2 separate regions of the Homo sapiens genome follow, and region 1 is linked to region 2. A link is a contact called in ENCODE POLR2A ChIA-PET data. All regions are on one chromosome and are shown on one strand. Each heading gives the region's core, a stretch centred on a gene start or an enhancer-like site at or near the end of the contact. The rest is flanking DNA. Distances are from core to core; before and after follow the strand shown. Region 1 overlaps RBBP8NL (RBBP8 N-terminal like). Region 2 overlaps OSBPL2 (oxysterol binding protein like 2).

Region 1 (2,890 bases), core at 57-2,556, 130 kb before region 2:
CAGGGCTCGCTGGGACGGTCACGGCTCCACACAGCCATGGTCATTCGGCTTCTCCTCCCTCACAGCTTCCTGCGGGCCTCCCGGCCCTCCGCCATGACCCATGAGGCCCCGAAGCTCTCCCCGAAGGTGGACCGGCTCTGCCTCCTAAACCGCCCCCTGTCCCTGCACCTTCAGAGCCCCCACAGCAGCCCCCTGGCCCCTGCTGCAGCCCCCAGCGACCCCCGGCTCCAGGACCTGAAGGCCAGAGAAGCAGAGGCCTGGGAGGAGCCCACAGAACTGCTGGGGCTGCCCAGTGCCCTGGCGGGCATGCAGGACCTTCGCCTGGAGGGGGCACTGCACCTGCTCCTGGCCCAGCAGCAGCTGCGGGCTAGGGCCAGGGCAGGCAGTGTCAGGCCAAGGGGCCAGCCCACACCCGGGGAGATGCTGCCCTCCCTACCAGTCGGCTCAGACTCTGAGGGCCCTGAGAATGAGGGGACCAGGGCAGCTCTGGCCGCAGCAGGCCTGTCTGGAGGGCGGCACACACAGCCTGCAGGCCCGGGCCGCGCCCAGAGGACAGAGGCTGCAGCCACGCAGGACTGTGCCCTAGACAAGCCCCTGGACCTCTCGGAGTGGGGCCGGGCCCGGGGCCAGGACACTCCCAAGCCGGCCGGCCAGCATGGGTCACTCAGCCCTGCCGCTGCCCACACTGCCAGCCCCGAGCCACCCACCCAGTCCGGACCCCTGACTCGCAGTCCCCAGGCACTCAGCAATGGCACCAAGGGGACCAGAGTGCCAGAGCAGGAGGAGGCTTCCACTCCCATGGTAAGGAGCCCGGTCCTGGCTCAGACCCGGTCCTCAGCCTCCACGTCCCCCACCCCGGGCCGGCCTCCCCCCAGACCTCGGGCTGCTCTTTTCCCTCTGCCCACCAAGTTGTTTCCCAGGGAGAAAGCGAGGCTGCCTCATCCACACTATAAAGGGAAAGGCAGGCCCCTCCACCAGCTGCAGCCTCAAGAGGGGTCCCACCGGCTGTCCAGGGCTGAGTTGGCGGCAAGGAAGTCTCCCAAATAAACTCAAGCCACCTACTTGCCTCCCCCCAGGACCCCTCACGCCCACTTCCAGGGTCCCAGCTCAGCCTGTCCTCTCCAGGCAGTACAGAAGATGAAGACACAGGGAGGCCTCTGCCACCTCCCCACCCACAGCCGCCTCCCCACCCACAGCCGCCTGACCTGGACGGCCACCCAGGTACAGTCAGCACCTGGGGTCAGAGTCCAGCTGGGAGGTGTTTTCCCCACGGAGAGAGAGGGTGGTGGTCAGTGCCCACCAGGAGTGGGTGTCTCCAGGCCCAGCTCTGCCCTGCCGATCTGACGGGGCAACCCCAGGCTCCAGGGCTTGGCTCTTCCACCTGCAGACACCGGAGGAAGCCGAGGGCCTGGCAGGAGCCTCTCTAACAACACTCAGTGAGGGGGAAAAGCACCTTAGCAATTAGGGCTGGCAAGCAGGCTGTGAGTGCCCCATCATGCAGCATCCAAGCCAGGGGCGGGAACCCCAACTGATGGGGACACTAGGCCTGGGCCCAAACCCCAGTCGGCCTCCTGTCAGCCAGTGCCCTGGGGCAGGTCACTTGGCCCTCCGTGCCTCAGTTTCCCCATCTGCAGAGTTGGCTCCACCCATCCTAGTCTGGCAGGCTCGGGAGACTCCCGGTGCCACCAGCCTGGCCTGACCCCACACTCTGCATCCTTCAGAGCCCAGCAAGGCTGAAGTGCTGAGACCAGAGTCCGACGAACTGGATGAGACAGACACCCCAGGCAGCGAGGTGGGTCCAGGCCACACACTCAGCAGGGCAGGGCCAGGAGGCAGTCCTCCTCGTGACCACACCCCCTTCTCCCCAGGTGGGCCTGAGCTCCCAGGCGGAGGCCACTACGAGCACGACCGGGGAGGGGCCTGAGTGCATCTGCACCCAGGAGCACGGGCAGGGTCCACCACGGAAGAGGAAGCGGGCCTCGGAGCCTGGGGACAAAGGTACAGCTGGCATGGGGCAGGTGCAGGGAAGGGGGCGAGGGGAGCCACAGCACCCACCTCTCCCCAGTGCCACCTCTCCTCCTGGCTGCCTGGAGAATGGCAGCCTCAGAATGATGGAGCCAAAAATGAACCTCAACCCTCCCCAAATGAACCCCACAGAGGAGGGCGAGGGTGGCCGGAGTGAGTCCTTCCTGTGCAGCCTCTGACTGTGTAGGTTGGTGTCAGGTCCTTCCAAATCTGAGCCTCAGTCTCCTCGCCTGTAAGGGGGCTGACATTAGGGATCGTAGGAGATTTCGGTGAGAGAAGGAGCCAGGGGATGGTCATTGTCCCCACCATCATCCTGGAAGGAAGGGTGTCCTGGTGCACAGGATAAGCCGCTGCCACAAGGAGCAGATCCCCAGGGCCCCTTGTCCACCTGCAGACAGGGTCAGCGCAGAAGGCACAGCCCCGAGGGGCATGGGGGCACGTTTGCTCCCCTGGGGAATTGCGGACGGCTCCAGTGTTTGCCAAGGGCAGTGTCCTTGGACCCAGCTCCTCCCAGTAATGCCGGCAGGAGCCTCGGCCCTGGTCCGAGGGTATCGGGACAACTTTTCACTTCCTGCTCTGGGCTCAATGGCAGCTCCAGCTGGGGTCCAGGAGCCCATGAGAGACTTTGAACACCTAATTGTATGGCCCTGGTTTTTCTCCGGGCAAGGCCCGCAGGCAGCAGGCGGGGTGGTGCCGCCACTGTGTGCCATTGTTGCCGGCAGGTGGCCATGGCCTGCGTCTGCCCGGAGCGGCAGTAGAGACCAGCACGGCCCTTATTTGAGGCACTTCCTGCTGAGTGGGTGGAAATGGCCCCGGGGGGTGCAGTCTGTGAGCCAGCACACCCTTGTGCTCCTACCTGAGCCGG
Region 2 (2,700 bases), core at 50-2,549:
AAGCCTCTTTTGATAAGACGCACTTGGCCGGCAATGGCCACGTCTGTCTGATGTTCCCAGGGGAAGCACAAGCATGTGTGCCCGGCGGGCAGCTCTGACACGCAGCTGAGCATGCGTCCACACCTCGACCTGCATGTCCTATGGAGCAGCGGTGCCCAGCCCCAACAGCAGGCCCCAAGGCAGACAAGCACAGGGCCGGGACGCAGCTCCAGGGACAACAGAAGCCACTCCGACAATGGCGGAGGCCCCTGTCTGCTCTGGGACAACAGGCTGAGGCGAGGCGGCAGGCAAGGGCCCAAGGACAGGGAAGAGCCGTGGGGCTGGGCCCAGAGGTGGGTGTGACATGAGCAGGCAGAGACGTCAGGCCATGGAGGGACACAGACCTGGGCAGAGTTGGGGGGCCGGGTGTTGATCCTCCAGAGCAGCTTGCTGCCAGGAATGACCTGCACGGTCTCCTGGGCCACAGGCACGTCGTCAGCCACGTCGCTGTCAGCCTTCCCGGAGTCTTCATCCTGAAACACAGAACCCTGCTGTGTGGCTGCCCGGGGCCAGGCCGCTCTTGGCCAGGAGGACAGCTATTCTCAGAGCGCCTTTCAGACCAGTCACCTGAGCAGAGCCAGGCAGCCTTCTCCTTTTTTTTTTTTTCAGACGGAGTCTCGCTCTGTTGCCCAGGCTGGAGTGCAATGGTGCGATCTCGGGTCACTGCAACCTCTGCCTCCTGAGTTCAAGAGATTCTCCTGCCTCAGCCTCCCGAGTAGCTGGAAATACAGGTGCCCAAAACCATGCCCGGCTAATTGTTTGTACTTTTAGTAGAGACGGGGTTTCACTATGTTAGCCAGGCTGGTCTTGAAATCCTGACCTCAGGCAATCCACCCACCTCGGCCTCCAAAAGTGCTGAGATTACAGGCGTAAGCCACCACACCCGGCCTTTTTTTTCTTAAACTAAGGAGAAAATAGAATTTCCTCTCCAGTCTATGACACTGTCTGTCCATCACTGTACGGAGAGGAGCTGGGCCCCAGTCCCTAAAGCAGCTCACACTCCCTTCGTAGGGCTGTGCTGTCTGTTCTAACGGACACCCAGAGTGGAGACGACAGAGGTCAGTGGCCAGGCGTGTTTCCCTTCACAGAGACGACAGAGGTCAGTGGCCAGGCGTGTTTCCCTTCACGGAGATGACAGAAGGTCAGCGGCCAGGCGTGTTTCCCTTCGGGTGACGACAGGAGGTCAGTGGCCAGGCGTTTCCCTTCGCAGAGACGAAGGAAGTCAGTGGCCAGGCGTTTCCCTTCGTGGAGATGAAGGAAGTCAGTGGCCAGGCGTGTTTCCCTTCGGGAGAAGCGGTGCACGCGAAACAGCACTTCATGGAGTCTGAGTGCGACGACACAGCGGTGGCTTCATGGAGTCTGAGTGCGACGACACAGCGGTGCCTTCCAAACAGCAGGTTCATTCACACACATGGCGCCTCTCCAGAAGGCAGGTTCTGGGACTGAGAGCTTTCTAGATAGCGCAGCTTTGCCCCCATCAAGAAGTGGCTCCTGTGTGGGGGTTTCAGGCTCTCTACACCCTGATGAAAAGACAAAACCTGCCACATTGCTTCTCAAAATAAATGGGTCCTAGAAAAGGGAATGATTCCAGAAGCAGCTCTTCAGGGAGACCACTGAAAACAAGCGAGTCAAAGCCCAGGGCTTCCTGCACTAGCTGTATTCACACTGGCTGTAGGCACCATGGCCCGAGGCTGGGGCGAGGGAGAGCCGCAGCTCAAGGACAAGGATTCACAGAAAACTCCCGTTTCTAGGTCACCTCAAGGAGCAGGAAAGCATCAAAAGACATCGCTAAATGGATTTACCCTTCTAGGTCTGTCTAGTGTGTAAGCAGAATTTTCCTTTTTAAATAAAAGAGGGTGATTAGAAAAGGTGTCTAACAGCACAAATGAATACAACAACATAAAAAACACTTGGGATCCGGAGGAGGCTGAATGTTTCCGTTAAATAAATATTGAACATTTCAGGTTTGGTACATTCCAATTCATTATGTAGAAAATAGGACACCTCTTTTGAACTATCCCTTTTATTTTTAAGTTCAAGAACAACTAGTCTTAAGATAATGAGTATTCCAAAGCTTTAAGGGGAAAAGCCTTGCCAGTACTTTCTGGCTGTTGAATATATTATCTGGTACTCACAACTAAAAACAAAAAATTGAAATTCACTTGATTTTTAACAATATGTCTAGGCTAACTCAAAGAAAGCGAGAAGATTTATTAAGAAGGACCCAGAACTTGGAGCTTCCAGAAAAGAAACGGCCTTGCCTGAGGTTCCCTCAGATACTTCCAGCCATGGGGGCCAGCAATTATGTATGACTCGTGGGCACTGGTGCCCACGGTTTATAGCAGCAGCCTCCGTGCAACCAAAATACAGATATGCCGGCTGGGTGTTGTGGTTCATGCCTATTAGTAATCCCAGCACTTTGGGAGGCCGAGGTGGGAGGACTGCTTAAGCCCAGGAGTTCAAGACCAGCCTGGGCAACATAGCAAGACCCCATCTCTAAAAAAAATAAAAATTAGTCAGGCATGGTGGTACATGCCTATAGTCCTAGCCACTTGGGAGGCTAAGGAGGGAGGATTGCTTGAGCCTGGTAGCTGGAGGTTGCAGTGAGTTATGACTGCACCACTGTACTCCAGCCTGGGCAACAGAGGGAGACCCTGCCTG

What was found. ChIA-PET counts read pairs that join two places held with the same protein, here RNA polymerase II (POLR2A).
Region 1: POLR2A ChIA-PET joins it to region 2 with 13 read pairs in H1. The contact joins two enhancer-like sites. POLR2A ChIA-PET finds 5 or more read pairs at or near these places in 3 of 52 experiments (H1, activated CD4-positive, alpha-beta T cell and naive thymus-derived CD8-positive, alpha-beta T cell).

Annotation. Positions count from the first base shown.
Region 1 is chr20:62,411,732-62,414,621 of GRCh38, reverse strand. RBBP8NL (RBBP8 N-terminal like) reads left to right here. Exons shown (of 14, transcript NM_080833.3): 10 at 66-801; 11 at 1,077-1,221; 12 at 1,722-1,792; 13 at 1,869-1,998. Among named protein-coding and RNA genes, the nearest start is that of CABLES2, 5.9 kb to the right of the region's middle. Within about 2 kb of position 1,306, at least 2 of the 41 ENCODE cell types and tissues checked have a DNase peak (open chromatin) inside an H3K27ac peak, as active enhancers do.
Region 2 is chr20:62,284,395-62,287,094 of GRCh38, reverse strand. It overlaps OSBPL2 (oxysterol binding protein like 2), which reads right to left. Exons shown (of 14, transcript NM_144498.4): 11 at 384-512. Among named protein-coding and RNA genes, the nearest start is that of ADRM1, 17 kb to the left of the region's middle. Within about 2 kb of position 1,299, at least 7 of the 41 ENCODE cell types and tissues checked have a DNase peak (open chromatin) inside an H3K27ac peak, as active enhancers do.